Regions from separate parts of the Mus musculus genome. Here region 1 is linked to region 2. The links are chromatin loops, found by intact Hi-C in ENCODE. Cell type or tissue: left cerebral cortex. All regions are shown on one strand. Each heading gives the region's core, and the rest is flanking DNA. Links, peaks and the distances in the headings are about the cores only.

What was found. A loop is a pair of places that touch in the nucleus more often than their neighbours do. Peaks named below come from ENCODE experiments on the same cell type or tissue, not always from the same donor. Only the 100,000 strongest peaks of a DNase experiment are listed, where the experiment ranks them.
Region 1: a loop joins it to region 2, with 2.5 times the contacts of the local background. A loop is called at or near these places in 4 of 42 quality-filtered maps.

Annotation. Positions count from the first base shown.
Region 1 is chr7:65,302,337-65,307,558 of GRCm38, forward strand. It overlaps Tjp1 (tight junction protein 1), which reads right to left. Exons shown (of 27, transcript NM_001163574.1): 23 at 4,034-4,200; 24 at 408-882. Among named protein-coding and RNA genes, the nearest start is that of Tjp1, 66 kb to the right of the region's middle. In left cerebral cortex, for the core only: no CTCF peak of the experiment used is centred there; no DNase peak of the experiment used is centred there.
Region 2 is chr7:64,948,312-64,953,533 of GRCm38, forward strand. The region is part of intron 2 of Fam189a1 (family with sequence similarity 189, member A1); the gene reads right to left. Among named protein-coding and RNA genes, the nearest start is that of Nsmce3, 78 kb to the left of the region's middle. In left cerebral cortex, for the core only: a CTCF peak has its summit at 2,336 (motif pointing right); a DNase peak (open chromatin) is centred at 2,333.

The DNA.
Region 1 (5,222 bases), core at 1,640-4,139, 350 kb after region 2:
TCCTGCACCCTAGCTGACTAGATAGTAAATGAGGAGTAGATATATCCGTCCATCACACTGGGGCTTTGAGATTAGATGACCACAGGCTTACTTACCCCCCTCTAGATTTATATATGATGCTGGTTGGGCAAACTGGCTTCTGTTCCCTAACCTGAGCTACTGGTGACACAGGGATAATGACAGTACTTACTGATGCTATGTGCTCATTAGCTTTAGAATTTGATTAACACCTTTCACCTCCTGGAGGATGTTCGACTACAGTTAACAGTTCAGTTTACTGGTATAATTTATCATATAAACTACTTCAAACCTATAGCTGCACATCTGTAGTCCCAGCACCTGGGAGATGGGGATCACTCTGCCTTCCCATTTAAAAACAAACAAACAAAGGCAAGTTTGTATCTTACCTCACAGGGACAGCTTTAGGCATGGTGCTGATATTATTCATTTGATATTTAGGCTTATCTGTGTGAACAGAGAAAGTTTCAACTCCACTGTCAAACTCTGGAGGCTGTGTTGAACTATGAGCTTTCATAAGAGTTTTTGGGGAAGTGGGAGTTTTTGAAGACAATTCAGGTTTATGTACAGTTTCACTTGGCAGAAGATTATGGTTGAACTTCGGACTTTCAAATTTGCGTTCAAATGGCCGGGCAGAACTTGTGTACGGCTTTGGTGTGAATCGATTGTACACCGGAGTGATGGTTTTCTGAGTCTGCTCAGCTCCGTTAACTGGAGCTTTGTCTGGGAAACTTTTCTGCGGATAGAAAGTCTGAGGGGGGTCTTCTCGAGTTGGTGGTCTGAAAGTTGCTGGTTTACTCTGAGATGGGGGTGGGTCTGGTTTGGACATATATGAGTTCTGAAAATCCAATGATACTGAGTTGCCTGAAAAACAAACACATACATACATACATACATACATACATACATACATTAAAAAAAAAAAAAACGCTCTGAAAATCATTCTAACAACCCTTTGCTTTCTTTTGGCATTAACATGTCCTAAGGTAAAGTCCTAGGTCCCATGTGATGTTGACAAGTTGGAGTGTAGCTGGTTGCCTCAGATTCAGAAAGAGGCTACGAAAGCACTGGCCACATATGTCTTGAGTAACTCTGTCCCACTATCTACTGAAAATTAGAAACAGAATGGCGGGCTGGTGAGATGGCTCAGTGGGTAAGAGCACCCGACTGCTCTTCCAAAGGTCCAGAGTTCAAATCCCAGCAACCACATGGTGGCTCACAACCATCCGTAATGAGATCTGACTTCCTCTTCTGGAGTGTGTGAAGACAGCTACAGTGTATTTACATAAAATAATAAATAAATCTTAAAAAAAAAAAAAGAAACAGAATGGCAATTTTGATGATATGAAACCCATCAGTATTGCAAACTTATCCTTAACCAAAGCATTTAAAAAAAAAAAAAAAAGGCACAGCAGCTACACACTAGCTGTACTGGCTGTGTGTCAGCTGACACAGCTGGAGTTATCACAGAGAAAGGAGCTTCAGTTGAGGAAATGCCTCCACGAGATCCAGCTGTAAGGCATTTTCTCAATTAGTGATCAAGGGGGAAAGGCCCTTGTGGGTGGTGCCATCTCTGGGCTGGTAGTCTTGGGTTCTGTAAGAGAGCAGGCTGAGCAAGCCAGGGGAAGCAAGCCAGTAAAGAACATCTCTCCATGGCCTCTGCATCAGCTCCTGCTCCCTGACCTGCCTGAGTTCTAGTCCTGACTTCCTTCAGTGATGAACAGCAGTATGGAAGTGTAAGCTGAATAAACCCTTTCCTCCCCAACTGCTTCTTGGTCATGATGTTTGTGCAGGAATAGAAACCCTGACTAAGACACTAGTAGAAGATACTTTAAAACTGTCTAAGTGGTCATCAGTATTAATCCTCTGTGCAGAAGTGAAGAACACCTGCCTCTGTGTAAATCGCCAAGCACTGTGTAATAAGACACTAACCTAACCATTGGGGAAATAGAAAATAAAAATAAACTAATCGTTAAAGATCATATCACAACCAGGGAATGGGCAAACCTGACAAATGGGGCAACTCAAGTGTCCATAGATGTGGAGAGCAGCAGGGACAGGGCTACACTCTGCCGGAGCGGTGGCGACAAACAGAACCACTGAACTGCTATCAAGTCACAAAAAAGGAACACTGGTGGGAAAATGTCGGTTTTTTGTTTTGTTTTAAAGATAAAGGAAAAGAAAAGCTATGTTCTCTTTTACAGAACTAGTACAACACTGATAACAAAATCAGACAAAGCCATTTCCAGAAAACTATGAATCTAAATTCTTCATGAGCACAATAATATAACCACATTAAGATAATAAGAAAAATCAGATGATCCTGATAATTTGAGAAGTAAATATTTTTAATTTTAAAGACTCCTCCTCCCTGAGACAGGGCTTTTCTGTGTAGCCTTGGGTGTCCTGGAACTTGCTCTATAGATCCGCCTGTCTCTGCCTCCCAAGTGCTGGATTTTTATTTTATGTGTATGTGAGTGCAGATGCATGTATGTGTGTTTCCCACATATGTGCCCAGTGCCTGTGTTGGCCAGATTATGATGTTGGATCTGGAGTCAGTCAAGGGCTGCCTGATGTGGTGCTGGGAGCCAAGCCCAAGCCCGCTGTAAGAGCAGCAAGTGCTGATAACCACTGAGCCGTCTCTCTAGCTCACAAGAGAAAAACACTCAACAAAAGGCTTTCAGCAAACTAAGACTAGAGACAACTCCTAACTGTGATAAAAGGCACCTATTAAAACAAATCAATACCAACAAAACCTTCTAGCTGGCATCACTTAGGGAAAACAAATCTTCCTTAAGGAGGGGAATCAGCAAAAGATGCCTGTTTAAACATTTGTTTTTCTTCCTTTGGTAGGTCTCTTAATTGTGTACGGAATTTGCTGTGTAGCCAGGCAATGGTGTTGTACACCTTTAATCCCAGCAATCAGGAGGCAGAGGCTGGTAGATCTCTTGAGTTCAAGGCCAGTCTGGTCTAGAGTCAGTTCCAGGACAAAATAAAATGCTGTTTAGCCCAGGCTAGCCTTTGTCTCTGAAGTGCCAGAACTAAAGGCACGTACCACCACATGCATCTCTAAGTATGGGTGAGCTATGTATACAGTAATTGGTTTGTTTCAAGAATGCCGCCCTCCAACAGGTAATAGATAGGTACTAACAAATGTCAAGAAGAGAAAAATTTTATTCTATTAGGGTAGAATATTATCTAGCTATTCAAATGAGTAAGCTGCATCCATTGAGATTTTACTGAAAGATGAAAAGACATTTTCTGTGTAAAACTGTATGGCTTTCTTATGTTTCATATTTTAAGATGGAGCATAACAAGTCTTATAAGACACTATTCAAATATTTAAAATGACATCTTATTTAGCATGTGTGAGTGTGTTCGTACCACTGAGAGTGTACGATGTCAGCAGAAAAGTGGCTGGAATCAGTTCTTTTCTTCTACCATGCAGGTTCCAGGGCTGGACTTCACATCAGGCCCAATGAAGCAATTTAACCTGCTGAGGCATCTCTATGGCCCTTAGATATTTAAACTGAGGCACATCAATTATCAGGTACTGCTTTCAAGATGTGGAAATTGATATAAATTTATGTTTTAAAAAAAAATACCAGGGGTTGGGGGGGGTGTTTTGACAAAAATCCATTTAGCTACAAGGCTCATGCAATATAACAGTCATTTAAATAAACAGAAGGTAACACACAACACACTTTCTTTCTTTTCTGTGTGAGTTAGTATGCAGTCCTAGCTGGCTAGGAACGTATTATACAGACTAGGGTGGGTAGTCTCAAACTCAGATTCAAGGCCTCTGCACTAGGATTAAAGACATGAGCTACCAGGCCGAAATAACATACATTTTTGACAAAAACCTTTACTTTTCACTGTTACCAGCCCAAGCATTTTTTGAACTTAAAAAAAAAAAAACAAAAACATTAAAGTCACCTAAGCTTCAAAACTGTGAGAATTTAACTTCATAACCATTACTCTATTATAGTAATATATCAATGTCTTAACTTCCTACCTTCACCCTGGGCGCCCTTGGAATGTATGTGGAGAGAAGAGCTGGACAGAGGTGGAGCTGGCTGGCTGTACTGTGAGGGCAACGGAGGAGGAGGAGGCGTGGCCTGGGCTGGATCATAACGTTTCTCACTGAATGATCTATCCACAGCATCAGTTTCGGGTTTTCCCCTATTTAAAGGAAAAAGAGAAGAAGTTTCAATGCTGGAAAAATGAACCCCATCGCAAAACTGCTGCTGTTTCTTTAAAAAAAAAAAAAAGTATCTAGAAATGTCACAATTTCACAATTTCTTCTCATGAGTATAGGTAGCAACTCTACCAAAATATACAAACAAATTCATCAGCACAAGAAATGTCAAGACAGCACAGATACTTGAAGAATATTAGTAAAACATCCAGGAGATATCTATTAAAAGGCGGATGAAATTTTGGGTATACTTTTAATATTTGTGATATTTATAAAAATAGTAGATTTAAGGAAGTTTTGCAAATATTTTGAGAAATGTTATTTTGGCACAAACCTTCCTTAAACTAACTTCTAATTTTGTATCTCAGGTACAAAATCTTGGTGTCAAGCATACTCAAAGCACCATAAAACACGGTGTCACAGACCCAATGCTGGCAAGCTTTTCCAGTGAAGAGCCAGATAAAAGGACTTGCCTTTCTGAGCCATAGGGTTTCTGCCACAGCTATTTGACTTAGCTGTTACCAGGCAAAATTAGACATAGTCAGTCAATGGACAGGCAGGGTTGTGTTCCAGTAACACTAGAAAAACAGGGCATCTTTAAAATCTGCCCTGGTTTCCTGCTCTTTTGCTCTGTTTAACGACTGCTGGAGTAGCAGGCACTACTTACTTTATAAGGCTTGTCTAGTAAAAATTGTGCCATGTACCCTTAGGTTTTCAAATTTGCCAATTGTTAATAAGTAACACATAGAATTTAAACAAAGGAATCTAAATAGACCCATAATTGCAACCCTGCCACCTGAGCCTTACTGCAGAGTGCCAAGCTGCCTGGCATTATGTGCACAGACAATAACATGGATTTGAAATGTGTATTTGTTTTCATACAATATTTATTGAAAATAATCTAGTTTTATGAACAGCATCAAAATTAGCTGGTACCTTGCTTACACGTATTTAGACTTCAATGTTAGAAGACAGCATTAAGATCTGAAAGTGCACATAATGCCAA
Region 2 (5,222 bases), core at 1,063-3,562:
TGTACATTCAGACAGGCACACACAGCACACACCATGCACACACACAGTCTCACACACTCACAAGCACAAGCTTGTCTACACCAAGATCTACTCACATATGCCTTTGGGTAAGTTGCTTCACTTTGTCAAGCCTGCTTTTCCCTTTGTAAAGTGGGCAGCCTTGTCCCAGCCAGATGAACGGCAAATGATGACTGCTAAGGTTCCAAGCCCTGAACAAACTGTGGCTCTTTTACCACAACCTTAGTTCTCACAGGAGATAACTAAGGGCTTATGTGTCACCTGGGGCTTATGTGGGGTTCTGCAAGTGGATCCCTTGAATGGAGCCCTATGCCTTCTCTAGGAGTCAGAATGGATGCCCGAGGGGCTTTCTCAGCAGAGTGTGGCAGGGAGGGGCCTGGGGCTGGAGAAATAAAGGCTTGGCCCTTGGGTGGTACAGCCAGGGTTGAGAGCATCTGACCTCAGGTCCACACTCCTCTTTGCCTCCAGCAACAAGCCCCTCTACACTCAACCAGGGAAAGAGGACCACTGGACCAAGTCCTTGTTGATACACAGCCTGAGACATGCCAGGACAGGTATGTGAACACGAGCATACTGTGAGCTGAGATTCCTTGGTGGGGAAAGCCACAGCTCACCTGTGTGAAGACCCTGCAAAGCTGACTGATGAGAACGTCCATGCTTGTGGAGAGTTGGAATGTTGCAGATGATGAGAAAGAGAGATGCTCTTGGATCCACTTAGCCCCCTGAACAGTACTCCTGGACCATCTCTGTGTGTGACTTAGCATTGTTTTTAACTACCAGATGCCATTGTCTATGGAATGCACTAACAAATCCTAGCTACCACCAACCCAAAAGCTAAGAATTTAACCGGTTGTCAGGCAATACCTGATGCCTTTAACACAAATGTCTTTGCTCTGCTGTAACCCGCCTACCTCATGTTCCCACCAATGTACTTTAAGAGTGTCTTAGCGTATGACTTTTTTTATTCCATGTCATTAAATACTTGGGAACCAAAATCCTACCATGTTAGAACATGATATTTAGGGAAACCTGAATTGTGTTTCTGAGCTATAATCACTCAGATTTGACTTCAGAATAAACTATCTCCTTCATTCTTTGAAGCAAGAATTCTTTTCATCAATAATATACAGGCAGTCAGACACACACTACACATCTAGGCACACCCGGACATGTCTCTCTCTCTCTCTCTCTCTCTCTCTCTCTCTCTCTCTCTCTCTCTCACACACACACACACACACACACACACACACACACCCTTCCAGGTAAACATAGTCCACACACAAGCAGCCCCTTCCTGGTGTGCCTTTAGCAGGGGACTTTTCCTGGTTCACACACACCTGTGCTGGCTCTGCCAGCTACAAGGTCAGCTAATGCCTCTGTGGACATTGTGTGTTACTTAGGAACAGACTCTCTGCCCAGGTGCCATGTGCTCTTTGAGTTCCCAGACTTCTCTGTGTGCCCAGGGTTCTCTGTGGTAGATTCCCTGTCTGAGGACCCTGTGCCCCTGGCCTTTCCCAGGGACAAGTCTGGGTATCCTGTACAAGTTCAGGTCACCAGATCATTCAAGTTCCAGCCCATATGAGCATCCTTACTAATGCCCTTCAGAGAATCTTCCAGCATCCTGGCTTGCCCTCCTTGCTTCCTTGTCTATGGTTTAGAGATGATGGAAAACCAAAATGAGTGTGGAGAGTTCTTATGGCCCTATGAACTCTAGGTCTCAGCTCGGCTGTCACCTCAGCTACCCCTCTGGGAGTGCATGCCCCTGTCCTTCAACTGCACATGCCCCAGTGAGGCAGACTCACGATGGCAGCTTAATTCCTCAGTAGAGACTGGACTGAGCACTTTATTATCAACTATTGAAATTATCGTGACAGCCATTTGAATCACCATGGTGATCGGCAGTTTTCAAATGGGAAAAAGGAGACACAGAGAGTGAGTGACTTTTGGAGGTCTGCCCAGCTGCTAAGCAACGGAACCAGGGTCCAATTCAGGCAGGTGCCTCGAGAGCAGACAACGAAAGAAAGGCATGATGGGAGCTTTGGAGGTTCAAGGTAAACAAAAATCAAGGAAGAGGTGAACAGCCAGGCAAAGTCGAAGATAAAACAAGAAAAAAAAAAAAAAAAAAAAAAAAAAAAGCAGATGCCTGTGACCAAAGCCCAGGGAAGAAGCCAGTGGGAAACAGAGAAAAATCGCCACTTCCTGGGGACATTACAGAGAGAGAGAGAGGATGCAAGGAAAGGCACCAGTGAAGCCCCTCTGCTTCAGGGCAAAAGCTCCTATTCACAGCTCTCCACACACCCTACCCCAAGATGGCAGCAGAGAGCAGCGAGAACAAAGGGAGCCGCAGACAGTGTTGGATGTCCCTTTACTAGGACAGTCAGTTTGCTAGCATCCACTTGTCTCCATAAATTATGCCCATTAAATAAAATGTTTGCGTTATCTACATTCTTTATTATTTTATGGATCGGCTCCATGAAAGAGTATCTTCCTTTAGCTTTAAGTATCCCTCTCTGCCAACTTCCAAATTCATTTCACTCTCCTATCATCTCTGGTCATGACTCCCAACCTGCTGAGTAAGCAAAGCTTTGTGATAGCACTGTTGAGAGAGTTCCCTTCCTCTTCTATGAATGAGGTGATGTGATGTTCAGAAAATGCTCTCATTTGGTAGATTCTCAGCAATAAAGAGGGGCAGACGACCTTAAATGAGATCTGATCCCAGCTAGTCTGTCCCACTCTGCTTGGGCAAACCTGAGAATTTTAAGCCACAAGTCAAGAGTGCTAATTTGCTTCCAATTGGGTTAATAACTAGTTATTTACTGGTCATAGAAACGTTTGGAGCCGATTGAGGTTGGCCTGACATAAATAGCCATCTAAAATGCCCTTGAGATGCCCTGGTTAAATGTAGCCTGAGGCTCATGCTTGCTGATCTTAGATTTCTATTAGAAGAGGAGAAAGAGGAGGAGGAGAAAGAGGAAGAGGAGGGAGAAGAGGAATTTGTTGTTGTTGTTGTTGTTGTTTTATTCTGAACACTCCTGCATCTATGATAGGGTCATGTCTTGATAAACTTGTAGCAAACTGAAAATACCACAGGCTGCAAATGTACCAAGTGTAGCTAACTTACTGAACATCATAACAAACACACTGCTCAGCTCAGTACCCTCTGCAGTGATGAGCAGGTAACTGGGAGAGCAGATTCCTGCCACTGTCCAGCATGCCTAGAAAAGCCAGGATTTCCATGTTTATGTAGGAACTAACATTGGCTTCTTCTAAATGTCTATCTCCTTCACATCAGAGGGAAGTTAAAAAGTCACTACATAGAACCTTGATAGTAAGAAATTCTGGTTTTGGTTTCTTAATTTTTAAGTTTTCATTGCTTACCTGTGTTATACAGGGCCATTAACTATAATTTACTTGCAAACATATATAAACACCAAGAAGCATGTGTTGCAACAGACCTGAGACATAAGTCATCCCACCACAATGTAATCGGTGTTTTTGTTGTTATTGTTATTTGTACACTCCATAATAACCTTTCAAACAGATGGGGGAATGGTATCTCTTGGTTCTGAGTTGCATTTCTCCACTGATTAGTGATGTCGATCCCTCTTCCTCCTCCTCCTCCTCCTCCTCCTCCTCCTCCTTCTCTTTCTTCTCCTCCTCCTCTTCATGTTTTTGGTTTTTTGAGATTATAACATAATTACATCATTTCTCCTTTCTCACCTACAAACCCTCTCTTATACCTCCCCCATTCTCTTTAAAGTCATGAGTCCTTTTCTGTAACAATTGCTACATGTGTATGTTCCTAAATACATAAACACAACCTGATCCATCTGTATGATGTTACTTGTGAATACACACACACACACACACAAACACACACACACACACACACACACACACACACACACACATATATATGCTTCATTACTGACTGTTTTGTTATCAGAGAGCCAACTGGTGTGCTCTTCCCTGGGGAAGACTACTTTCCCAGCATTCCTCAGTTGCCTGTGGTTGAGGCCTTGTGGGCTTCCCCATTCACATCAACATCTCTATTGTTGTCCTTGTTCCGGTTTGTTTAGGAAGCCACGTTGGTGGTGAGACTTTATGGGTGTGGTTCTGATACTTGCAGCAGACAGTCTCCCAGCAAACTCCCTGTTCCTTTGGCTCTCACAATCTTTCAGTCCTCCTGTTTTTCAATGATTCCCTAAGTCTTAGATACAGGAGTTATGTTGTAATGTATCAGTTGGGAATGGGCTGTATGACTCTACATTTTGATTGATTGTGGCTTTCTATAATAGTTTCTGTCTATTGCAAAGAGAAGTTTCATCATGAGAGGTGATAACTACACTTGTCTGTGGACATTGGACAGATGGCTTAGTAAAGGGACAGTTGTGGGTTCTCCTCCAAGATCCCTGATTTTATTAGCCCTGGGCACTTGGCTAGGTTTCCAGTGCCCGGCACAATCTTTATCATGAGTATCATAAAGGGTCTGAATGTGTGATCTCAGCATCCAGAACAACCAGTTGTTCAGTAAGAGCCTGGACTACATAAAACATTTCAAGACTCGCCTGGGTTATGTTGCAAGAACTTGCCTCAAAAACAAACAAACAAACAAACAAACAAACAAAAAACCCCAAGAGTCAGCACATGTGTATCAGTGGCAGAGAACTTGCCCGGCATGCACAAGGCACTGGGTTCCATACTAGGTGCTTAGAAACAGAGAAAAGAAAGTACTAGAAGAACACATTATTATGATATATCATAATGTATTACTATGTACATATACACATACATACATATGTGTATACATACATACATACATACATACATACATGCAACTAGAAAGAGCCAGGGATTCAGAGGAGTTAACACAGGGGCTTATTAGATATCTCAGATATCAGCAATAGACGAATGGCAGGCTGGTTTTCCACAGTGGTGCACACACTGTAATTGGTCAGGCAAAGATAAGCCTGACTTTTAATTTCGGTCTTTCAGCAAAAAAAGAATTAATTGAAGAATGCTATGGGGGACCAAACTTCCAGCTCACTGCCATGTGTCTGGGGAAGCACAAATCACAGAGGCACAGAATGGGATGAACAAAGAAGATGTTCTGAGCCAGGGTCTAAGAGGTCGGTGGGCTCCTTAGGGAAACCTGTTGGGAGTCAAATGCCCCATCTTGAGCCTGTAGTTTATAAATTCTGAAT